Regions from separate parts of the Homo sapiens genome. Here all the other regions are linked to region 2. A link is a contact called in ENCODE Hi-C data. All regions are on one chromosome and are shown on one strand. Each heading gives the region's core, a stretch centred on a gene start or an enhancer-like site at or near the end of the contact. The rest is flanking DNA. Distances are from core to core; before and after follow the strand shown.

Region 1 (3,863 bases), core at 1,164-3,663, 1.3 Mb before region 2:
ATAAAAATGTTAGCTGCAACTATGAAAATTGCTGAAGGGAATAAATGAAAACAGTCGATGTATACCATAAATATGAAGCATAAATTTTCATAATTTATATACGAGTAAGGACCAAGAGGAAACCATGGATCCTTGAGCAGGGTAACCAATGATAAAAAAGATGGGGAGATCAGGCTGATTTTCCAGGGAGTGGAGGTTCCATCTACAAGACTCAGATCTTTTTTGTGTTTGCTTTTTGTTTTGGTTTGGATTCGTTTTTGCTCATTTGTTTCAGTTTTACAAAGACTGAAGTGGTTGTTTCACAAAATATATATTGTACAGATAGTACCCTCAGGCCTTATTTTCCCAGCCAGAAACACCAACACAACAGCTTCCAAATGCAGTCTCCTTTACAATTCATTAATTTTTGTTCTATTCCTAGGATGGCCTCACTGGGCTTTGGTTTCCCTTGAGGAAAGTGATTTTCTTTTGTGGTTTGCAGTTGAGTCACAAGAGAATTTTGAAGGGTTTTGAGCCTCCCCGTTGCAAAGCTGTAGGTAAGTGTCTTGTGACAGCTATAGCAATAAAGCAGAGTGGTTTTCCTTAACATTTAAATGCAATAATTAGCATATGTTGTTTTAAATTGTGTGTGTGTGTGTGTGTGTGTGTGTGTGGGTGTGTGTGTGTTTTATATTTACAGAACCATGTTCTCGAAGCAGTCCAGTCTCTAAAGTTTCACCAGGTGGGGCAGAGTGCCAGGCCTATGACTAGGGCCAGAGGTCTCTCCTCTTGTCTCTCTGATGAATACTGGCAGTTCCCCAGGCTTACCAGTTATTCTGGAGATAATGCTTTTGAAGGCCTCAAAGGTGCTGAATATCATCTTAATTTGAACCCCACAGAAAGAGTTTGGACACCTCCATTCTTCACTGCACAAAGCTCTCTTGACCAGGCACCTGGCTGATCTCTGGCATCTCGGTGGGCTACACGGAGCTCATGGTCTTCATTCTCCAGGTAAAACCAGGGAGCACAGCTTGAACTCCTGACATTCTTTCTTGATTTTATCACTGCCTCTCCTGCCTCTGCTGCCCATCTTTTTATGTCTGATATGCACTGCTTTCAGCTTTATGCTGTTATGTTTCTGGCCAACTGGAAACATACATATCTGCAGATCAATGGTGAGGAACCTCCCAGTGCCCCACTGCAGGGTCTGGCTGTTATCAGAAGAGGCTGGGGGTCTCATCCTCAAGCATATTTTGCTGGTTGTGCACCTTTCCGAACTGCCCAGAGTGAAGGGATTTTCATCTGGAGGAGAGACCCTGGAGGAAATCAGTTTCAACTTGGGCTCCACCAATGCTGCCAGCATTGTGGGTAGAGAGGGAGGCCACAGGGCCATACTGGAGGGCTATGCTGTAAGGAGGTGGTCTTCACCTCTAGGCAGATTAGGTGACCAGCAGGCACTTTCACAGAGCCACTGGCCTTCCACTCTGACTCCTGGTTCTGCCCGGACCACTGAATTCTTGTGGCACTCTGACTACATTTTTGAAAAAATTTAATGAGTTCATGTGAATATTCAGTGATTCATGGATTGGGTAGCAGCAGATCACAAGTGGTTCAGTGCCCCACAGAAGGGGTCATAAGGGGACTTTTTAAATAAATTCAACTTTTATTTTAGATTCAGGAGTACATGTGCAGGCGTGTTACACCGGTATATTGTGTGATGCTGAGGTCTGGGCTATGAATGATCCTGTTGTCCAGGTAGTGAGCACAGTACCCAATAGATGGCTTTCAGCCCTTTTGCCTCTAATATATGTCTACTATATATATAAACATTATACATATAAATATATAATATATATATTTTTTTTCAGCCCTTTCCCGTCTAGTACCTGTCTACTATACCCATCTTTATGTCCATGTGTACCCAATGCTTAGCTCTCACTTACAAGTGACAACATGTGATACTTGGTCTTCTGTTCCTGCATTAATTTGCCTAGTATAATGGCCTCCAGCTGTATCCATGTTGCTGTAAAGGACATGATTTCATTTTTTGCGGCTGCATAGTATTCTAGTGTATATGTAGCACATTTTATTTAACCTATTCACCACTGATGAGCATCTAGGCTGCTTCCATGTCTTTGCTATTCTTAGAGTGAGAATTAAAGGTGGGAATGGCAGGCTCATTGAAACTCTGCCGCTTTGAGGTGGCAGAGATCTCATGCTATACCTTGCAAGTGAGGAAGGAGTACAGCTGTTGGTGGGATGAGCTGAAGCCGAGGCTTGAGGATAATGGGGTAGTGCTCCATCTCAGATCTCTCGTAGCCCAGGAGCAGATGGATGGTCATTGCTTTGGCATAATTCTGACCCATTAACAAGCTCTGAATCTCTTCGCACGTATAAGCCATGGGCATTATCTCAGTCTGTCAGGGATTCTTAAAAGCAGGAAGTGGTCAATGTAAGAGTTTAGATTTCAGTTCCTCCTCGTGGTCCATGTTCATCCACGGATGCTTCATGATTTCCTCTAAAGTGCCTCTCCTGCGAGAGTTGAGGACAAGAAATTTCTTGAGCAGGTTTTCACACTCCATGGGCATATAGCAAGAAATACCAGATATTCTTCTCAATATCTACTCTGGCAACTCCTTGAAGTTCTGTCTATCACAAGGCAGCAGGGGCACACTGAGCAGCCGATAGAGGATAACTGCCAGTCTTTACTCATTCACTAGCAGCTGTTGTACTTTGGGCCCTGGAAGAGCTGTGGGGCAATATAAAGAGGGCTGCCACAGAGGGCAGCTAGCTTGTTGCCAAAGGTGAATTTGTTGTGAAGCTAGCCTACAATGTCAGCTGTGCAGATGTTCTGCCCACAGGTCTCTAAGGACCATACACCTCTGGTGGTAACACTGCACAATAGGCACTTCATGGCAAAATTCGCCTTGTGCTTTTTTCTCTTTCATGCTGCCATCAGCCACCAGGTAATGGAACACCCCCTCCTCCACCAACATACTCCACAATACTGTAGAGGATTTTCTTAATGTCAATCACTTCAGATAATTTCACTATGGTGGGTTGATTCAAGGCCTTCTTGATTTGGTTTTTCTGGAACAGTCACAGGAGGCTGGGGGAGTTCTGCTGAGTCTTACTGATGGTCTTTGCAGCCACCTCTTTCCCAGTGAAAATGTGCCACACCAATTTCACCTTGGTGAAGTTACCCCCACTGATGGAGCCAGTCGACTAAGGAGCCAGTCGTTGCCATTATGGGTCTCTTCCTGAATAGAGATGGCTGAGAGGCACTGCAGCATGTTGGGCTTATAGGCAAGTTGTCACAAAGTCAGCTTACAATTGGGAAAAGCTGGTGAGAAGCTTGGTCCAAATCGCATCAACAGAAACTCAGGCCCAGAGTCTACCCAATGAACTGGTCATTGAGAGGAATCAAAACACAACACCAAACAAAAATAAAAAGTACCAGAAATTAACAATAACTAAACAAAAAAATGAGAGAAATTAAGAAAAGAAAAATGAGAAAAAGACTGAATAATAAAAATGAGAAAAATAAAAATGAAAAAGGGCAGTGAGAAAAAAGAAAGTAAGAAAATAATAAAAAATGAGGAACAGAAAAAAACAGTATAGAAGAAAAATTTAAAACAAGCAAAAGAGAAAAAAAGCCAAAGAGATAAAAAGTTAACTTTGGTCAAAGTCTCTCAGGTCATGGAAAACCAGCTTCCTGAGCTGGAAGCACCAAAGTTTAGACCCAGAAGTTGTAGGTTCTTAGAATTTCATAAAAATAGCTCCTTATGCAGGTTATAGCAAGAAATGAACTATCACTGGTAAGGATAATCCAGAGTGGTTTTCTTACATTTTGGTTTTGGAACACATTTCTCTTAAGAGGGGGG
Region 2 (3,943 bases), core at 495-2,994:
ACTAAGTAATAAAGGGTGACTAAGTAATAAAGGGCATTGCAGCTTTCTCCTTGACTTCTCTCTTGGATCACACTCTCAGCTGCCATGTCATTAGAAGAGCCGAGCTGCACTATAGAGACACAAGAGGTGAGAAACTGAGGCCTCCTGCCAACAGCCATGCAAGTGACTCATCTCGGAAGTGGATCTTTTAGCTACAAAAAGCCTTTGGGGCACTTTAGCCTTGGCTAATATTTTAACTGTAACCTCTTGAGAAATGCTGAGCCAGGATGACTCTGGCTAGCTAGACTATTGCCAAATTCCTGACCCACAGAAACTTTGAAATAACAAATGGGATAATTGATGAGGTAACAATAAATAACTAGTACAACGCTGAAAGAGGAGAAGGTATATAGGACTTTTCTCCATCAAAGGACAGAGATTATTGAATTGAACAAGGGAGTAAAGTACAAATAGTCCTGAAATTGATCCAGCCAACTTTTGATCACTAATCTCTCCCTGCAAAGGAAAGATTTAATACTTTTCAAAATTTCAATCAAGTCTTCAGTATATTCAAATTCAACTCTCTAGTATACAGATGCTCCTCAACTTACGATGGGGTTATGTCCTGATAAACCCGTTGTAAACTGAAAATACAGTAAGTCGAAAATGCCTTTAATATATCTAACCTACCAAACATCATAGCTTCACGAGGCCCTCCTTAAATGTGTTCAGAACACTTACATTAGCCTACAGTTGGGAAAAATCACCTAACACAAAGCATATTTTATAATAAAGTGTTGAATAATTTATTGACTACTGTACTGAAAATGAAAAACAGAATGGCTATATGAGTACTCAAAGTACAGTTTCTACTGTGTGTCACTTTTGCACCATCATACAGTCAAAACACTGTTACGCTGGGGCATCCTAAGTCAGCAACCACCTGTGTATATGCTCTTGTGGTTTAACGGCAGCACAGTGCTATGCTTATGAAATCACTTAGAAATTGACATTCTGTTTTAATGTGTAGTATTTCAGTTTTCAAAAAAGAATACACTTTATAATTTACAAAACTATATGGAGTCATAAACTTCATAGATTTATATGTATGCATGCATCTTTGGTTAGGGTTGTGGGTAAATTTGAAAAGCTACGCATTACCCTCAAATTTATATAAACCTCTACGTTTAACAAAGCAATTTCATATAGCTTTCATCTTGGGGCGTCCCCTTACAAAATGGATGCATGCACTTAGGTAGGGCTCACTTAACTATCTAATAATGGAGTTTTTAAATATAGACACTAGAATATATTCTGCTGTTTGTTCCAAAAACCCTCTTCTTCGTTTCTCTTATCCCACCCACGTCCGAATATAGCATGCCAAAAACAGAGCCAAAAACAAGATTGTCTGTGACATATCTGTCCTGTCACAGACAAGGACAGATTAAGAGGACCAGATCAGAAAATGTGTGTATACTAAGTAGCTCAAAGACAAGGGCAAAACTTTAACGCAAAGAAAATACATTCAGAGCTTTCCAAGTCCCAATTTCTTCTGCTTTTACAGTTCAGCCTAGTTAGTTGTCCTCCACGCCCCCCGCCCCACGCGCGTTTGCGTTTTCTTAATAAACCCACAGCAAGACCTAGGGCGGGGGTGAACCACAGCGCATGCGCCGTAGGGAGCGACCTCAACAGCTAGGGTGCTGTTTGGGCGGGGCCTGGGCGGGGCCAGACGCGCGCGAGATTTGAATTTCCTCTGCGTGCGGTCAGTGCCCGCGCAGCGTTGAGTTGCACAGCGGTATTCTCACCAGGCCCTGCAATCGGTGGGCCACAGTGCCGGCCACAGAGATGGTGGAAGGACCAGGCTGTACTCTGAATGGAGAGAAGATTCGCGCGCGGGTGCTCCCGGGCCAGGCGGTGACCGGCGTGCGGGGAAGCGCTCTGCGGAGTCTGCAGGGCCGCGCCTTGCGGCTCGCAGCCTCCACGGTTGTGGTCTCCCCGCAGGTGAGCTACTCCTGTAACAGGCCATGCAGTCAGCAGGGGGGAAATGGAATAAAGACCCCATCAGGGTTCCAGGATTTAAAGTGTCATCTCTTTGCTCTGGCCCAGGTTTCCTGGGGTCCCACCTTTCACAGAGTTTATCGTCACTTTACTGTAGGGAGAAGTCGGTCCTAGCGCGCCTGCGCAGGAGAGGAGGGCTAGCGTTCTGGGCTCACGCTGCCGGAGCAAGATGCCCTAGGGGAATCCAGTGAAGGTGTTTTATCCGAGTCACCTTACTTAACTTCTTTATGATACACACATGGTTTCCCATGTCTACAGCTGCATTTTTTACTATTGATATTATCAAATCTCTGCTACCTCTGATATGTTTTCTTCGTCCCATTTTAAGCTTTTAGCATAAAATTCTACTTTCTTGCTTGGCTAATCTGCAATTGGTAAGTATATCACAACTAGTATATAATTCTAAAACTACACGTAGAAAATTTAGCACTAACTTCTCACTCAACTTCATATTGCCATCTAATTAAGGGGCAATGAAACCCAGTTCTGGTTCCCTTAAGTGAATTTATTTCTTTTTAAAGTAAACTAGCACAGCTTCTTGCCACTCAGGCATTCATTGCAGACGATGTGGTATTCATTTGGCCAGAACTTGTACTAAAAATATTCTGATTAAGGCATCATGTTTTAAAAGCCCTCTAGATGTATGGATGATTGTATTTCATGCCTACATGCAATATTGCACTGTATTTCAATTTCTTCTGCAAAGCTTCTTATAGCCTTTGGTCCTGGAAGAAAAAGTTGCCTGCTATGAAATTAGCATATGCTTACAACTTGAAAGAAATGAGGTTCTAAGTCTAAGAAAATATATTTTCAAACTTGGGAAAAAATAAGTTTTACATCTCCTTCCAATTGCCCTTTTGTTTATTTTGACTTGATATGCCAGTAAGTACTCTGTACCTATTTTTTTTTATTATTGTTATAGTGTTTCTAAAATCGTTTCAGGGTACCACAGAGATGGATTTTAGATGGTTTCTTAAGAATATTAATATTTATGAAAATTACTCATTCAATAAAATTTTGAATACTCAAGACACCTGGGGAGCAAAAACAAATACTTCCTCTTTTGGAGCCTATACTTCAGTTGGGAAGACACAAAGACATTCATTAAATAATCACCTAAAGAAATATAAATTAATAAGTTCTGTGAAGGAGAGATACACGATTCTTTAAGGACTTGTAGGAAGACCTGGGAAGGCTTCCCCAGGGAAGTAGCAAAGCTGAGGTGTGGGCCGGGTGCAGTGGCTCATGCCTGTAATCCCAGCACTTTGGGATGCTGAGGTGGGCAGATCGCCTGAGGTTGGGAGTTCAACACCAGCCTGACCAATATGGAGAAATTCCATCCCTACAAAAATAAAAAATTAGTCAGGCATGCTGGTGCATGCCTGTAATCCCAGCTACTCAGGAGGCTGAGGCAGGAGAATCGCTTGAATCCAGGAGGTGGAGGTTGCAGTGAGCTGAGGTCGCGTTATTGCACCCCAGCCTGGGCAACAAGAGCGAAACTCTGTCTCAAAAAAAAAAAAAAAAAAAAAGCTGAGGTGTGCAGGGTGAGTAGAAGCCATGCAGCTCAGGGATTGGAACAGGAAAAAGACTGAAAGAAAGCCAGAGTAGACACTGCCCTCTCATTTAGGAGTCGACTGCAGAAATCCAGGTGACAAATTTGGGGTCAAGTGCTGGTGGTGGAGATGAAGACAAGAGAATCACTATGATGGGAGGGCTAAGCAATGGATATGACATGAATATACTTAGGGATATCATCATTTACATCATTCAACCACAACGTATTTTGTGTTAGGTTTTATGCTAGCTCCTGCGGATACGAAGATGAGTAGGATATGCTTTCTGCTGTGAGAGTCCAACCTAATGTTTTAAATAAATATCACCTCATTGGTATTTAGGAAAAATAGCT
Region 3 (3,877 bases), core at 1,373-3,872, 1.2 Mb before region 2:
TTGTACTCATAGAACATGTCTATCTATCCTTGAAGATGAATTTGACTGGAGTCATTTGGCTTCCCTAATCGCTCTGCTTTTAAATTTAATCATGAAGAACTCCGGGTACTCAGTGCTAAGAACTAATGATTGCCCTGAAAATGTCAGTCAGCCTAAGTGACTGACAATTTTTTCTTTGTGAGGTGAGTATATGACATTAAATACTGGTTGAATAAAAGAATAAAAAATCAGAGTAAAGAGATCTTTGTTTTATAAATTAGGTATATTGTTCCTCTAGATCTAATCTAACTATAGTTGTGATTATTTAAATCTGTTCAAAAGGAATGAACTAAATTCTGGTAAAGGAATAAGAGTCCTGAACTGGGAGACCGGGATCACTCTATCAAAATCTGCTGCTAATATGACTGGAGATTTAAACACCTTCATCTTTAAATTATGAGTGCACAACTAGATAATTTCAGTTGTCTCATTCAATTTTATGTTTCTTTCTTTTTCCTTTTTCTTTTTTTTCTTTTTTTTTTTTGAGACGGAGTCTCACTCTTGTCACCCAGGCTAAAGTGCAGTGGCGCAATCTCCGCCTTCTGGGTTCACGCCATTCTCCTGCCTCAGCCTGCCGAGGACCTGGAAGTACAGGTGCCCGCCACCACGCCCAGCTCATCTTGTATTTTAGTAGGAACGGGGTTTCACCACCACGCTGCCGTCAAACTCCTGACTTCAGGTGATCCGCCCACCTCGGCCTTCCAAAGTGCTGGGATTACGGGAGTGAAACACCGCGCCCGGCCGGTTTTTTGTTTCTTAACTGGAGAGCTGGAGCCATTATGAGCAAAATAAACATAAAAGATTTTTTCCGTCCAACCGATGGACTAAGCTAGACGTTGTATCTTCAGCATTTTCTCTTCATGTACACCATTGACTATTCAGCACTATACCTAGCAAATATCAGTCATAAATGAAAACTATAGTCTGTTTTCACAGAAATGTTTCTTGTGATTTTCCCTCTTCGCTATTCTTATTTTCATTGTCTTAACTCAGGTCATCAGCATCTTTTCCCATGAACTACTGAATTTTTCTCCTAACAGACCATGTTCTTCATCTTCCTGCATCCCATGTATCTCCAATGTTTCCAAGGTGTCTTTCTTGATGAAAAAGCACTGATTTTATAAACTTCAATCTCTTCCTTTGGTTTAGAGGTTAAAGCCTAACCCATATATAGAATTCTGCATCTTTCCCAATCAAGTTTTCTTATTTTTCTAGTACAGTCTTTTGCCAATTTCCATCTTCCTTCTTATCTTTGGATTCACATCCCCAACTCCGGAGAAGGCAAAAACATCAAATTTATTTACATCAATCGTTTATTTTTTCCCACTTTATGCTTTTGGCAATGCTGCTCCTGCTGCATAGTATACACTTTCCCCTTTTTATCAGGTGAAATTCTACCTATTTATAAGTCCCTGCTCAAATACTAATCATATTGAAAGCTTCTCTGAATACCTTGGAAGAAAAAGTTCTGCCTCCCTCATCTGAAATCATCTCATAGCACTTTTATGTAACCCTATTTTAGTACTTAACACATTGAGTTATATTTAGTTATTGCCCTTATACTTTCTCTGGTAGATTATGTGCTAATTTCTTTCTTTCTTTATCCATCTATCCATCAAGAATTAATTGAAGACCTGCTATTCATCAGATACTTTGTTAGAATATAGGGGACGGAGTTGTAAGAACTGATTTTAGCTTTAACAAGTTTATTCTTTATATGGAAATCCAACATTTAAGTTAATTTTAATTTACAATATAGAATATTGAGTGCTGTGGTAGGTACTCGTCTCTGCAGAGAATATTTTGGAAAAAAGGAGCATTAAAATCTACTGCATAGGAAGGTAAGAATTAGGCCCAGGGACTTTCTCTGGTTGAGGTCGACCATTCATTTATTAACTATTTAGAGTGGAGTATAATTAATTCTCGATAGATGTCATTAAATACACTTTGTTTCGAGTACGTCGAGGCTTATTCTCTCTAGTGTGTTGGATAAAGGCCACAGGTAGTGAAGATATTTCAGAGATGTGAAGAATCCAGTAGGAATGACAACATCCAGCACTTCCATTCAACCAGATCCCACAGGGAAAATGTCAGTTTTGTGAAGGCAGATACATTAACCACATACAACTCGATTAATATAAACAAATAATCTTATCCATTGAGCTCTCCCACAGACCTTCTTGGGCCCAATCAGACAATAATGAAGTGCAGGCGAGACAGCATTCTGCACTCACATTCCAGGCACTGGTTCAAGTCCCTCCTCCAGGTCCCTCAAGAAAGAGACAGGATGACTGACTTACTGTATATTTGACTCATTTTCCTAGAAAGTGCAGACTCGCTATAAAATGTGTTAGGTGGTGAGAACGCTGATGGTTCACCGTTTTCCTCCACTTTCAGCCTCAGTGCAAACCCTCTGCCCAAAGCCTCGCTCCAGTACGGAGGAGCTGCGCCTTCAACACACTTTCTCTGTTGCCAGGTAACCACTTCTCCCTCAGCCTAGTCTCCAAGGGTCACGAGCCACTTCCGCCTCCCCCTCTCGGGCGCTCCAATCAGCGACCTGTGTAGCTGTCACGTGGGCCTCTGGGGCAGACCCTGGAGATCGGGCTCGCGGCGCCTTCCATCGTGGCTCCGCGCTGGGGCTTGCGGAGCACGCTTCCCGCCCCTCGGAGCCCGCGGGCCCGGCCGCCCCGCCCCCGGGCGCCCTGAGCGAGCAGGCGGGGAGGGCGGGGAGGGTCCGCGCGTTGGTGGTGCTCGCCTCGCAGCTGCGCCCGCCGGCTTCAGCACCTTCCGCTGTCCGCCGCTGCAGCCGCCTCCTCCTCCAGGTAAGAAGCCGGTGGGGCCGCAGAGATACCAAGGCAAGCTCAGGATTGATGTGGGTGATGCTGGAACTGTCGCGGCGTCATGCGAGAGGGGCTCTGACCTCCCTGTGATCGCGGACCAGGGTAATGTACGTCCTGCAGGGCTTTGCACACCATGGTGCCTGATGAGATAATCAACTGAGTTTTAGAGCCACACACCTGATTCTTACAAGGCACAGCAAGCAGCGAATATTTATGTATCTAAACTACCATTGCAGTGTAAACTGTGGACATTTCGAGGGACATTGTTTTATTTTTATGGCTATTAAGTATATGTCTAGAGCCTAGGTTGCTGTTCTCATCCCTCCGCCGGCCAGACACTTCTGTATAGATCATTTACCCCTTTGAAGATGGACTTATTAGTAGGGTTGTACTAAGAAAGGTTTGAGTAAAAAGGAAATGCGTTCCAGAAAAAAGACGGTATTGGATATAAGGCAGGTATACTATTTATTAAGTAGATCGTAAAATAGAATCTTTGCTGTCCTCCCCTCTCCAAAATCAGACTTGTTTTGCTTGCAAAGATTGAAAGGAACAAACAATTTAAGGAGACTTTTTAAATATATTAATTAAAAGCAATTGATTCGAATGAAAAGTAATGAAAAGTCCGACCATGCATCAAAAATAAATTATTTTGCATATTAATATATACATATATACTATATATATTTAACAAGGGTTTGAAGAGAGATACTACATTTCTGAATCTTTCATAAATACCCTTTAGAGAAAACTATCAAAAAAACACAAGTTCGTTGTAAAAGGATACGAAACGGCCAAAGCCCAACAATGTGAGATTATAGTTGCCGTTCTTAGCACTCTAATAACATTTCTGCGTTGTAAAAATTAGAAAATAAATGACAATGAATTTATGAGAATTTATAAATTTGAACTCCACAAGAGTTTAAGCATTAATTTATTTGTAGATTTATGCCTTATCATTACCCTGCTTGCCAGGAGCTGATGCTGGGCGGGTGGTGAAA

What was found. A loop is a pair of places that touch in the nucleus more often than their neighbours do. Pooled maps may share reads with other maps.
Region 1: a pooled map shows a loop between it and region 2 (23-fold over the local background). The contact joins the enhancer-like site here to the promoter of NEIL3 in region 2. A Hi-C loop is called at or near these places in 2 of 50 pooled maps.
Region 3: a pooled map shows a loop between it and region 2 (8-fold over the local background). The contact joins the promoter of WDR17 here to the promoter of NEIL3 in region 2. A Hi-C loop is called at or near these places in 4 of 50 pooled maps.

The regions. Positions count from the first base shown.
Region 1 is chr4:176,011,223-176,015,085 of GRCh38, forward strand. It overlaps the pseudogene MARK2P4. Among named protein-coding and RNA genes, the nearest start is that of WDR17, 53 kb to the right of the region's middle. Within about 2 kb of position 2,414, at least 2 of the 41 ENCODE cell types and tissues checked have a DNase peak (open chromatin) inside an H3K27ac peak, as active enhancers do.
Region 2 is chr4:177,308,130-177,312,072 of GRCh38, forward strand. It overlaps NEIL3 (nei like DNA glycosylase 3), which reads left to right and starts at 1,745. Exons shown (of 10, transcript NM_018248.3): 1 at 1,745-1,980. The coding sequence starts at 1,825. RefSeq lists a silencer at 1,626-1,745 and an enhancer at 1,826-1,915.
Region 3 is chr4:176,063,219-176,067,095 of GRCh38, forward strand. WDR17 (WD repeat domain 17) reads left to right here and starts at 2,623. Exons shown (of 29, transcript NM_181265.4): 1 at 2,623-2,861. RefSeq lists a silencer at 2,499-2,878.